Regions from separate parts of the Homo sapiens genome. Here regions 2, 3 and 4 are each linked to region 1. The links are chromatin contacts, found by Hi-C or POLR2A ChIA-PET in ENCODE. All regions are on one chromosome and are shown on one strand. Each heading gives the region's core, a stretch centred on a gene start or an enhancer-like site at or near the end of the contact. The rest is flanking DNA. Distances are from core to core; before and after follow the strand shown.

What was found. A loop is a pair of places that touch in the nucleus more often than their neighbours do. ChIA-PET counts read pairs that join two places held with the same protein, here RNA polymerase II (POLR2A). Pooled maps may share reads with other maps.
Region 2: a pooled map shows a loop between it and region 1 (7-fold over the local background). The contact joins the enhancer-like site here to the promoter of PGLS in region 1. A Hi-C loop is called at or near these places in 2 of 50 pooled maps. POLR2A ChIA-PET finds 5 or more read pairs at or near these places in 2 of 52 experiments (activated B cell and naive thymus-derived CD4-positive, alpha-beta T cell).
Region 3: a pooled map shows a loop between it and region 1 (4-fold over the local background). The contact joins the enhancer-like site here to the promoter of PGLS in region 1. A Hi-C loop is called at or near these places in 6 of 50 pooled maps. POLR2A ChIA-PET finds 5 or more read pairs at or near these places in 3 of 52 experiments (activated CD4-positive, alpha-beta T cell, naive thymus-derived CD4-positive, alpha-beta T cell and naive thymus-derived CD8-positive, alpha-beta T cell).
Region 4: a pooled map shows a loop between it and region 1 (3-fold over the local background). The contact joins the enhancer-like site here to the promoter of PGLS in region 1. A Hi-C loop is called at or near these places in 2 of 50 pooled maps. POLR2A ChIA-PET finds 5 or more read pairs at or near these places in 5 of 52 experiments (CD4-positive, alpha-beta T cell, H1, activated CD8-positive, alpha-beta memory T cell and 1 more).

What each region holds. Positions count from the first base shown.
Region 1 is chr19:17,510,313-17,512,933 of GRCh38, reverse strand. PGLS (6-phosphogluconolactonase) reads right to left here and starts at 1,285. Exons shown (of 5, transcript NM_012088.3): 1 at 974-1,285. The coding sequence starts at 1,261. PGLS-DT (PGLS divergent transcript) reads left to right here and starts at 1,045. Exons shown (of 3, transcript NR_147835.1): 1 at 1,045-1,591. RefSeq lists enhancers at 1-467, 298-557, 520-814, 1,308-1,557, 1,125-1,781 and 1 more and silencers at 520-814, 1,058-1,107, 1,118-1,247.
Region 2 is chr19:18,020,181-18,022,801 of GRCh38, reverse strand. No RefSeq gene overlaps it. Among named protein-coding and RNA genes, the nearest start is that of ARRDC2, 13 kb to the right of the region's middle. RefSeq lists enhancers at 65-614, 1,089-1,138. Within about 2 kb of position 1,286, at least 36 of the 41 ENCODE cell types and tissues checked have a DNase peak (open chromatin) inside an H3K27ac peak, as active enhancers do.
Region 3 is chr19:17,996,532-17,999,152 of GRCh38, reverse strand. It overlaps KCNN1 (potassium calcium-activated channel subfamily N member 1), which reads right to left. Exons shown (of 10, transcript NM_001386974.1): 10 at 1-1,001. The coding sequence ends at 747. Among named protein-coding and RNA genes, the nearest start is that of ARRDC2, 10 kb to the left of the region's middle. RefSeq lists a silencer at 2,002-2,251 and an enhancer at 1,866-2,367. Within about 2 kb of position 1,337, at least 4 of the 41 ENCODE cell types and tissues checked have a DNase peak (open chromatin) inside an H3K27ac peak, as active enhancers do.
Region 4 is chr19:17,108,887-17,111,507 of GRCh38, reverse strand. All of the region lies in intron 2 of MYO9B (myosin IXB), which reads right to left. Among named protein-coding and RNA genes, the nearest start is that of SNORA118, 18 kb to the right of the region's middle. RefSeq lists enhancers at 602-1,103, 1,067-1,176. Within about 2 kb of position 1,330, at least 15 of the 41 ENCODE cell types and tissues checked have a DNase peak (open chromatin) inside an H3K27ac peak, as active enhancers do.

The sequences.
Region 1 (2,621 bases), core at 36-2,535:
GTGTAACATCTCATAGGCTGTGGTACGGACTCATGAATTGATGCATATAAAGCGTTCAGTAAGCCTTTTCTCTTAATAAAAAACCCACAAAACCATCATCAGCTCAAGATTCTATGCAAAGAGAAGACGGCACACCCAGCATGGGGTGTCCCTTGACGCTGCCAGACTCAAGTGACTTGAGGTTCCTGGCCTTTGAGCCCGCCCCTCCCACTCTTCCCTCGGCCAGGCCAAGGCTCCTCCAAGCCTCAGTTACCCTGTCTTTAAAAGAGCGCGCTCCTCTGATTCTATAGAATCCTGAGGCTCAAAGCCAAAGATGAACAGCCTGGAAGCAGAGCCATCAGAGCGGCAAAGCTGCCCAGGGATCCCCGAGAACTCGCTGGGGTTAGAGATCAGGACCCTGAGATTCAGGCTCTACACCTGATTCCTCGTGCCCCCGTCCGCTACGGGGCTGAGTTATGGGCATCGTTTGACATGGGCCACTCGGATTCCCTTCCAGGCCCTTGCCCGTGCCGTTCCCTCTGCCTGGCCACCGGATGAAGCAGGAAGACGGACTGCAAGTAGACCATTTCTAGCCCTGCCTAGATAAAGGCAGAGGGCGCAGTGAGGTCCTGCGGGACCCACTGTAGGCGGGGTTCAGGAGGCGGGCGAGCCCTGTCGGCTAGACCCCCAGCGGCCCCCGTAGTCGAGGTGCAGGCAGTGGGCGTGACCATCTCGGCATGACCCCCAGTGGCCCCCGTAGCCGAGGGCAACCGGTGGGCGCGGCCCTCTTGGCATGACCCCCAGCGACCCACGTAGCCGAGGTGCAGGCAGTGGGCACGGCCCTCTTGGCATGATACCCAGTGGCCCCCGTAGCCGAGGTGCAGACAGTGGGCGCGGCCCTTTCGGCATGGCCCCCGGCGGCCTCCGTAGCCGGGGTGTAGGCGGTGGCTGTGGCCCTCTCGGCGTGATCCCCGGCGGCCCCCGTAGCTCTCACCCGGTAGAGGCCGTACGTGCTCTCGGCGTGATCGAAGGGCACGAGGCGCTCGTCGCAGAAGCCCAGCGTCCAGCGCGCTAAGCTAGCTGGCCCGGCAGGGGCGACGGCGGCGGGTAGCTCGCGGGCTAGCATCGAGACGAGGCTCCCGCCCGACAGGCCGAGCGCGAAACGGGCGCGGGCCCCTGCCAGGCAGCATGCTGCGCGCTGGGCCACCAGCTGCGCTAGCGCCGCACCCAGCTCCTGGGAACTCGAGAACACCGAGATGAGGCCCGGGGCCGGCGCGGCCATGGCGAGGGCGGCGGCGGGGAGGAGGAAGCGCTCCCTACGGCCGTCGCTAGTACGCCTGCGCAAGGGCCGGCCCTGCCGCTTGGTTTCGAGTACTTTGGGTGATTGTCTTTGGCACATGCGCAGTGAGGCAAGTGAAGCACCGCGAAGGTCGGGCAGTCGGTCCGGCCCTACCCATTGAATCTTTGCCTGCTGTGCCTGAGTCGAAGTGAGTTCGGGAAGCCAGTGCCCGAATGCTCAACCTTGCTGTATCAGGGAGGGCCGGAGAGGGGAGCTCAAGAAGAGGACGTCCTATCGAGGTGGCAGGGATTTTCTGAAGGAGGGCGTATTTTGGTGAGTTTTAAAATTCCTGCACCGCCGGGCGCGGTGGCTGACGCCTGTAATCCCAACACTTTGGGAGGCCGAGGCGGGCGGATCACGAGGTCAGGAGATCGAGACCATCCTGGCTAACACGGTGAAACCCCGTCTCTACTGAAAACACAAAAAATTAACCGGGCGTAGTGGCGGGCGCCTGTAGTCCCAGCTACTCGGGAGGCTGAGGCAGGAGAATCGCTTGAACCGGGGTGGCGGAGGTTGCAGTGAGCCGAGATCGTGCCACTGCACCCCAGCTTGGGCGACAGAGCGAGGCTCCATCTCAAAAAAAAGTAGGGGATGAAAATATGCTTGTTGAATTTTTTTTTTTTTTTTTTTTACATTTTCCGGACGGACGGGCTCTTGCTATATGGTCTAGGCTGATCTTGAACCCCTGGGCTCAAGCGATCTTCCTGCCTCGGCCTCCCAAAGTGGTAGCATTCAGGCGAAAGCCACTGCGCCTGGCCATGCTTGTTGAATTTTTTAAGCTAACCCTCCTAGTGTGGTGGTGTGTCCCTCTGAGTGCCCAGAAAGGCCTCCAATCGAGTTCTTGCCTGGACAGAGGGCTGGAAGGGGAAGAAGGCCTGGTGGGCCTGGGGAGGCTGGGCCACTTCTGAGAGTGGGATATTTCAGTGATGTGTGTAAGCGCAGTTCAACTCACACAGGTAGTGGATTTTAAAATCAGTAGCAAATTAAGAAAACAATTCCATTTACCATAGCATCATAAAGTATAAAGTAGGCATAAATTTAATAAAAGAAGTACAAGACTGTACTTCTTGAGAGCTGTAGCTGGGCTTGGTGGCTCACAGCTGTAATCCCAGCACGTTGGGAAGCCAAGGCTGGACCCGGTGGCAGCTGCCTGTGGTCCCAGCTACTTGGGAGGCTGTGGTGGGAGGATCACTTGAGCCCAGGAGACTAAGGCTGCAGTGAGCTGTGTTCCTGCCATTCCACTCCAGCCTGGGCAATAGAGTGAGACCCTGTCTCGAAACAAGCAAAAGAACTAAAACTTTGG
Region 2 (2,621 bases), core at 37-2,536, 510 kb before region 1:
CGCCACTGCACTCCAGCCTGGGCAACAAGAGCAAAACTCCGTCTCAATAAACAAATAAACACATTTGCAGATGCCTCTCTATGCTCCAGCCCCATGGGGCCACTGGGGTGGCTGAGGACACGCCTAGCTCCCACCTGCCTGCTGTGGTTGCACAGGCTGTTCCCTCTGCTTGAAATGCCTTTCCCTAGTTCCTCTTCATCCATCAAAGCCCCAGCTCCAATGTCCTCTCTTTCTGCAAGGCCTCTCAGGACCCTCCAGCCTTCAGCCTTCCCTCTGGTTCCACCCTGACTCCACAGGGATCTGAGGTTGTGTGAGTCCTGCTCTGATCTTCACCAGTGTCCTTGGGACTCTGATCCACTGCCATCATCATGCGTCCAAGATGGTTTTCCTTACTTCTAGGCCTTCTTCCAGGGAGTCTCCAAACTCGTAGCATGATTGGCTCAGGCAGGATCACGTGCCCAGCCCTGACCCAATCCCTGTGCCTGTGATAACAAAAGGCTCCAATTGGCCAAGTGTGGTCACATGACCACACAGGAAACCAGGAAGTGGATCTGGGTCTCAGAAAGTGGGGCAGGGAGCCGGGCACTGTGGCTCACGCCTGTAATCCCAGCACTTTGGCAGGCCGAGGTGGGCAGATCACCTGAGGTCAGGAGTTTGAGACCAGCCTGGCCAACATGGTGAAACCCCATCTCTACTAAAAATACAAAAATTACCTGGGCATAGGGACAGGCGCCGGTAATCCCAGCTACTTGGGAGGCTGAGGCAGGAGGCGGAGATTGCAGTCAGCTGAGATCATGCCACTGCATTCCAGCCTGACGGACAGAGTGAGACCCTGTCTCCAAAAAAAAAAAAAAAAAAAAGGGCAGGGCAGGTAGACATTCCTCCAGACCCCTGTGTTAAGGACTTAGGGATCCCCTTGCCTGTACCATCTTGGCTGGTGGGCCTTGGCGAAGTCACTTGTTCCCTGTGTCTCAGTTTCCCCACTTGTCAATCAGGCCCAGCAGGGTTGAAGTGTTGGAGCACAGGGGGATCCATCCCCTCTCTGATCATTCTTGGGCTGAGTCCTTTTTACCCCGCACCCACGCCCTCATCTTTTATTGTTGTTTTCTGTGGATCCTCCCAGATCGGGCCGCGCAGTCCACCCAGCCCAGCGTGGCAGGCACTGATGGCCACCGGCTGAGTCACCATTTCCTCCTGGCCCCTTGCCCGGGCCCAGTGCTTTCTGGGGACTTTCCTGAACATCAAAAACAAGGTGGGGGGTGGGGGGGTGACTCCCGGGTGAGGGAAGCTAGGGCAGACACGCGTGTGTTTGGATAGGTTTGTGCATACCCTGGCGTGGGTTCAAAGCCCATGTCTGGGCCCCACCTGTAGGATCCAGGCCATAACCGCATCCTCCTAGGAGTTGGGGTACTCCACATGTGAGCACCTGGTGAACACTCTGTGCCCGGCTGCTTGTGCCCGAGTTCACTGGCTGGTGTTTCTATGTTGCTGACAGGCTTATGTGTGTGCGTGTGTGTTTGCACGTGTGTGTGTACATCATGACTGCCCTGTGCCTGGAGCCCAGCGACAGAGAGGCCCAGCCCCTCGCTCAAAAGGTGCATCTGAACTCCAGCCGCCCCTGCCCCTCAATGCACCCAGCTCCTCGCTCAGAAAGGTGGATCTGGTGGAGATAACTCCCTGGGCCAAGGCAGGGGGGCTTGGGAAATCCTGCTGCATTAGGGTGCAGGGGTGGCGGAGGCAGGGTGAGGCAGAGGTGGGGTGGTCAGAACTGTGGATCCACATGGATGAGCCTGGGCGGGCTGAGCTTTGGGAGGAATAGATGTCAATTGTAAAAACCTTCACTAAGCCACCTACTGTGTGTTCAGGGTGCTGGGACACAGTGGGGACCTGGTGTAATAGACACCACATCAACAAACAAGTGAATATGTAACCCCAGGGACATGGGGAGGACCAGGAAATTAAATGCACTGGGGCAGCAGGAGGGGAATTTGGGGTGCCCGGGCCTAGGGACAGAGGGGACTTGCTGAGAAGGTGATGTGAGGTCTCAGATGTGCAGGCGGAGGAGGTCTTGGGGAGATCTAGGGAGACAGAGTGCCAGGTGGAAGGTATGGCTGGTGCAAAGGCCCTGAGGTGGGCACGAACTGGCAGAGGGGCTTTGGCTTCATTCAGGAAGGTCTAACCCCACAGCAGGATGGGGAGCCATCAGGAGGTTGTGCTGGTGGGGCCACCAGGACAAGCTGTCCTGTAACTGGAGCTCAGCAGGAATGCGTCCCCCTCCCACCCCCACCCCCACCCCATCTCTGGCGCTCTTTGCTTGGGACAGAATGTGCTGGGAGGAGAGGCTGGCGGTGGCCGCGCCTGGTGGCTGGAGCGGGGAGGCTGGAGGATTCCTGAACAGTGGCCCGGCTGGGCTGGGCTCCCTGCCAGCGTGGGTGGGAAAACAAGCAGCGGGCGCCCTGACTGCTTGTCACCCCTTGTCCCCCAGCTGGCCGGGCCAGGGCAGGAGGCAGAGATGGTGAGAGAGTCAGGGACCCAAAGAGACAGAGAGATGGTAGCCAAGAGAGATAGTGAGAGAATCAGAGGCAGAGGGAGACAGAGACAGGGAGAAAGAGACAGAAGTA
Region 3 (2,621 bases), core at 88-2,587, 490 kb before region 1:
ATGGTCAAGTTCTGATGAGGAATCAGTGTGGTAATTGACATCATCACATTCTCTGTAGACAGCAGGTGCTCAATACAAATCTCACAAAAACCCAAATGACCTTCCTCACCCAGGTCACCTCCCCCATGGGCCCCGCTGGGGCCTGGCACACAGTGGGTGTCCATCAACGCGGTTGGTTGAAGGGGAGCGATGCTTCTGGCCAGGGCTGGGCCATGCTGTCTGAGGGATCTCAGCGCCAGGTGGGGCTGGTACAGGTGTCCCTAGAGAGTTGTCCCTCACTGAGCTCCAGCCCAGAGGGAGAGAGGGCTTCTAGGCTAGGATTCTAGGCTAGGCCGGTGATGGGAACAGGTTTTTCTGATTCCCACATTCATCTTGGTACCCAGGGCTGGAGGTCTACCTCCTGGGACATCACCAGTGCCTTCCAGCCATGCACACAGGCAGCCACTAGGCGGGTCCTGCTTTATTCAGAACCAGCACGGACCCCTCCCCGGGCTGCTCCATGCCCACCGGGGGCCTGGGGAGAGTCGGGGGACCAGGTGACCAGAGGAAGCTCCGGGCTCCCCTGCCCTCACCCATGGTCCAGCCCTGCCCTCTGCCTGGGCAGTCTGGGCGGGGCAGGCCTCAGTCCACTCAGCCTGACTCAGCGTTGGCTTCTTGAACTCCAAGAGGCGCCACTGTACAAGGCTTCCCGGAGGTGGCGGCCACACGATGGCCAAGATTTAGGGGTCTGGTGGCGGGCAGGGCCGTCACCCGCAGTCCGAGGGGGCCACGGGCGTCCACCGGCAGGGGGAGCTCCGGGCTGCCTGGTCTTGGGGGCCGGGGCCGGGCCTGGGAGGCAGGGGAGGCGGGGGTGGGCGTATGGCTTGGGCGATGAGGCCAGGCAGGGCCTGTAGAGAGGCACCCAGCGCATCCAAGCGGCTTTCCAGGGTGGCCAGGCGGGCCTCCAGCTCCTCGTGCTGAGCGTGCAGCTCCGATACAAGGTCGTACATGACGGTCTGGGTCTGCGGGAGACAGAGAGGGGCAGGAGAGAGGCGCCGCTGAGTGAGAGAGGAAAGGACGATACCACGACACCAATGACAGAGAGGGACAGCCCACACGCTCCAGGTGGGTGCCAGCCACTAATGGGGCCCGTGTGAGGGGTGGCTGGGAGGATACCCCCAGCCCCAGAGGTCCCTTGCTGGGCCCAGGGAAGGATTGGAGAGTGGATGAGGGGAGAGACTGGTCTTTTCTTTCTCTCTTTTTTTTTTTTTTCTTTGAGACAGAGACTCCCTCCGTCACCTATGCTGGAGTGCAGTGGCCCAATCTCGGCTCATTACAACCTCCTCTTTCCGGGAGGCGCCCAGCCTAAAAGACAGGTCTTAAATGCCAAGCTCAGCTGGTTGTGGTGGCTCACGCCTGTAATCCCAGCACTTTGGGAGGCCGAGGCAGGCGAATCGCCTGAGGTCAGGAGTTTGAGACCAGCCTGGCCAACATGGTGAAACTTTGTCTCCACTAAAAATACAAAAATTAGCCGGATGTGGTAGCGGGCACCTGTAATCCCCGCTACTCGGGGGGGATGAGGCAGGAGAATCACTTGAACCCAGGAGGTGGAGGTTTCAGTGCGCCTGAGTGACAAGAGGGAAAATCCGTCTCAAGAAAAAGAAAGCAAGCAAGCCAAGCTCAGGGCTGGCAGGCCTGGGAAAGGCCTAGTGAGGTTCTGGGGTGGGGGGACATGCCCAGAGCTGCCCTGGGGGTCTAGTGGCCACAGGGCACACATAGCCACAGGCAGTGCTCAAGTGGTACCCACAGACCTGGGGGATGTTTGGGGCTGACGTTGCTCCAGGCTGGGGAACAGCAGGAGCGTGGGGACATGGCTGCCTAGGAAGAAGAGGAGGGGGGACCCTGTTCAGTCGTGAACTGCCACCCCTCCCATTAGGCTGGGGAGGGGACAGGGGTCTAATGACGAAGGTGACTGCCCTGAGAATCTGACGCAATCACAGACTGGGAACACGACAGCCACAATTACTGTTACAGCAGCCAGTGGGGCATCCCTACCACCTCAACTGCCCGGTTCTGGCACTGTCCCCCTATGGGCAGGGGAGGCCGGCCAGGCAGGGACAGTCCTGGGTGCAGACACCACTCTGGCCACCAGGTGGCACTAGAACATCACTCCACGGCTCTGAGCGCAGCTGGGTCAGGACACCGGTTTGCCACCCCGCGGCGGCCTCCGTGGGAGGATGGAGGCAGTGGTGGAAGGAAGACAGGACAGGACGAGGTGCCCACCCCAGCTCCTCTGTCCTCTCACACCCAGCCTCTTCCTCCCAGCTTCCTCCACTGTGCCCCCTACCCTTTTCCCTCCATCAGTGCAAGGCAGACCCCACTCCGAGTGCAAACACCTTGTGGGGGCCTCCCCTCCTAGCACCACTGACCTTACCCTGGCCTCTCTCAGGCACCACAGTCCCTAGAGCCAGAGGGTGACATCTGGAGGCCAGAGCAGTGTCCAGCCTTCAGGTGGTTCTTTTTAGTCTTTTCTGAGGTTTAAAATTTTTATTTTTATTTTTATTTTTGAGACGAAGTCTCGCTCTTGTTGTCTAGGCTGGAGTGCAGAGGCATGATCTCGGCTCACTGCAACCTCCACCTCC
Region 4 (2,621 bases), core at 81-2,580, 400 kb after region 1:
GAGGCTGCAGATATAATTTAATTTACAGATTTATAAACTGCAGATATAATTTATACATTTATAAAATGCAGATACAATTTAATCTATATATTTATAAACTGTAGATATAAATATAAGGTATCTATTTATAAATAAGTAAATAGGTAAATTATATCTCCATAAGCTCTTAAACAGGAACCTCAACTTCAGAGGCATGAGAGTTGACACACACCTGGTTCCAGAAACTTCTATCTCTGCCACCCTTGCTGAGCAGCTCGTGTGCCTCAGTTTCCTCACATGTCAGGTGGGGGTGGTCAGTCTGCCCACATCAGGATGTGGTGAGGACGTATGAGATGACGCCCCCAATGCTGGGTGGAGGCTGGCATCCAACTGTGTCTTGCCCGACAGACTCAGGGGGAAAGGACGTGGCCCAGGCAGGTGTCCTTGAGGGCAGAGGTCGAAGTGGATAATGGCACTGTGGTCTAGGTGACCTACCCCAGTGCTGACTGTGGGTGGGGGAACAGAGCTAGTGGCCTGGCTGATGGCAGAGGGGCTGGGGGAGTTGGGGGAAACATGAGACTGGGTTTGTAGGGCCCCTAAGGAGGAGCTCAGGACCCGGTCCAGGTGGGTACGAGTCCTAGGTTCCTTTGCCCCAAGAGGGGGGTCTGGGGCAGTGGCACGTTCAGGACCCTTCCTCAGTCCCTCACTGGAATGTCCTGGGCATCGGCACAACTTCGGGTGAGCTTGGCTCCACCAGCTGGGGGCGTCCCTCTGCGCCCTGCAGCCCATCACTGTCACCGTGTCCCACTGTGGGCCGGGCCACAGGGGCTCCATGGAGTCCAGGGACCCTTGGGACAACAGCCTGACAAGCAAGGATCCTTATTTTATTTCTGCTTTCAGAATGAAAACCCCATGCACGCTGCCAGCTGCCAGCTGCACTTGCTACAGTTCAGGACAGATGAAGGGAACCCCAGCCTTTGGCCCCCTGGACTCAGCCTGCTCTCAGAAGGGCACCGAGGCGAGTGCCTGGTGGATCTGAGGCTGTGGGCAAAGGGAGAGGAGCGTGTTCTGGGTGTGCTTTGCGGCGAGACCCCATGGCCGATGCTGTAAGGTGCTCTATCCACAGCCCCTGGGCTGTCGACGGGCGCCTGCACTGGGAGGCTAGAGGCCATGTGGAAGATGGGGAGACTCATGGCTTCTGCAGCCCCTAGACTTGGTGAAAGGTGATGGCAACAGTTAACTGCAGTGGCGGGCAGATCAGCTGATTGGAACCGGCTTTCCACAGTGCTCCCTTCCTGTTTTTTGGTCAGCATTACACAGCGAGGCTGCAACCCTCGCGGGGGGCGGGGGTCAGGGGGTGCATCCAGCGACACTCAAACCTCAAAACAGCTCAACTTCTCCTTTCGGGGAGCTGAGAAAAAATCCCCAATCGATGCAGCGAGTTGTGCTGATCTCCGGCTTTCTGCAGCCCGGGCGAGAGAGGGGAGAGCAGAGAGGCAGCCTGAACGGGGGGCTGGGGCTCAGGCCGGGTTCAAACCCCGGGTTAGGCTTTGGCTCTCTGCGGTGTGGCCTGGGGAATCTACCTGCAGTGGGTTGACTTGTGGCTTCCCAAAAAAGACATGTCTAAGTCCTTACCCCCAGAACCTGTGACTGTGGCTTTATCTGGAAACGGGGTCTTGGCAGATGTCATGAAGGTAAGTATTTTGAGATGAGGTGATCCCATGAGAGAAAGGCAAGGGAGATTGGACACACACAGGGGAGAAGACCAGGTGACGACGGAGGGAGAGGGCAGAGTGATGCGGCCACAAGCCCAGAGCTCCAAGGATGGCTGAAGCCACCAGAACCCGGGAGAGAGGCCTGGGACAGATTCTCCCTCAGAGCCTCCAGAGGGACCCAGCCCTGCCCACACCTTGATTTTCAACTTCTGGCCTCCAGAACTGTGAGAGAATCAACCCCTGCTGTTTGAGGGCTCCCAGCCCGTAATACTTTGTTATAGACACCTCAGGAAACTCACACATCCACGTGTCTCTCTGGGGCTCAGTTTCCTCATCTTTAAAATGGGCAGAGCTGCCGTGAGGGATTAGAGATGATGGAGGAAAATCACGAAGCCCAAACCCTGATACCCAGTGGGCCTGAGGTCTTATTCCTCTTATTAGAAAATGATGGCCGGGCGCAGTGGCTCATGCTTGTAATCCCAGCACTTTGGGAGGCTGAGGTGGGCGGACCACGAGGTCAGGAGATCGAGACCATTCTGGCTAACACGGTGAAACCCCATCTCTACTAAAAATACAAAAAATTAGCTGGGTGTGGTGGTGAGCACCTGTAGTCCCAGCTACTCAGGAGGCTGAGGCAGGAGAATGGCACGAACCCGGGAGGCAGAACTTGCAGTGAGCCGAGATCGCGCCACTGCACTCCAGCCCGGAGACAGAGAGAAACTCTGTTTCAAAATAAATAAATAAATAAATAAATAAATAAATAAATAAATAAATAAATAAAATTAAAAAAAAGATTCTTGGGGCCAGGCATGGTGGCTCACGCCTATAATCCCAGCACTTTGGGAGGCTGAGGAGGGCAGATTACTTGAGGTCAGGAGTTTGAGACCAGCCTGGCCACTATGGTGAAACCCGTCTCTACTAAAAATA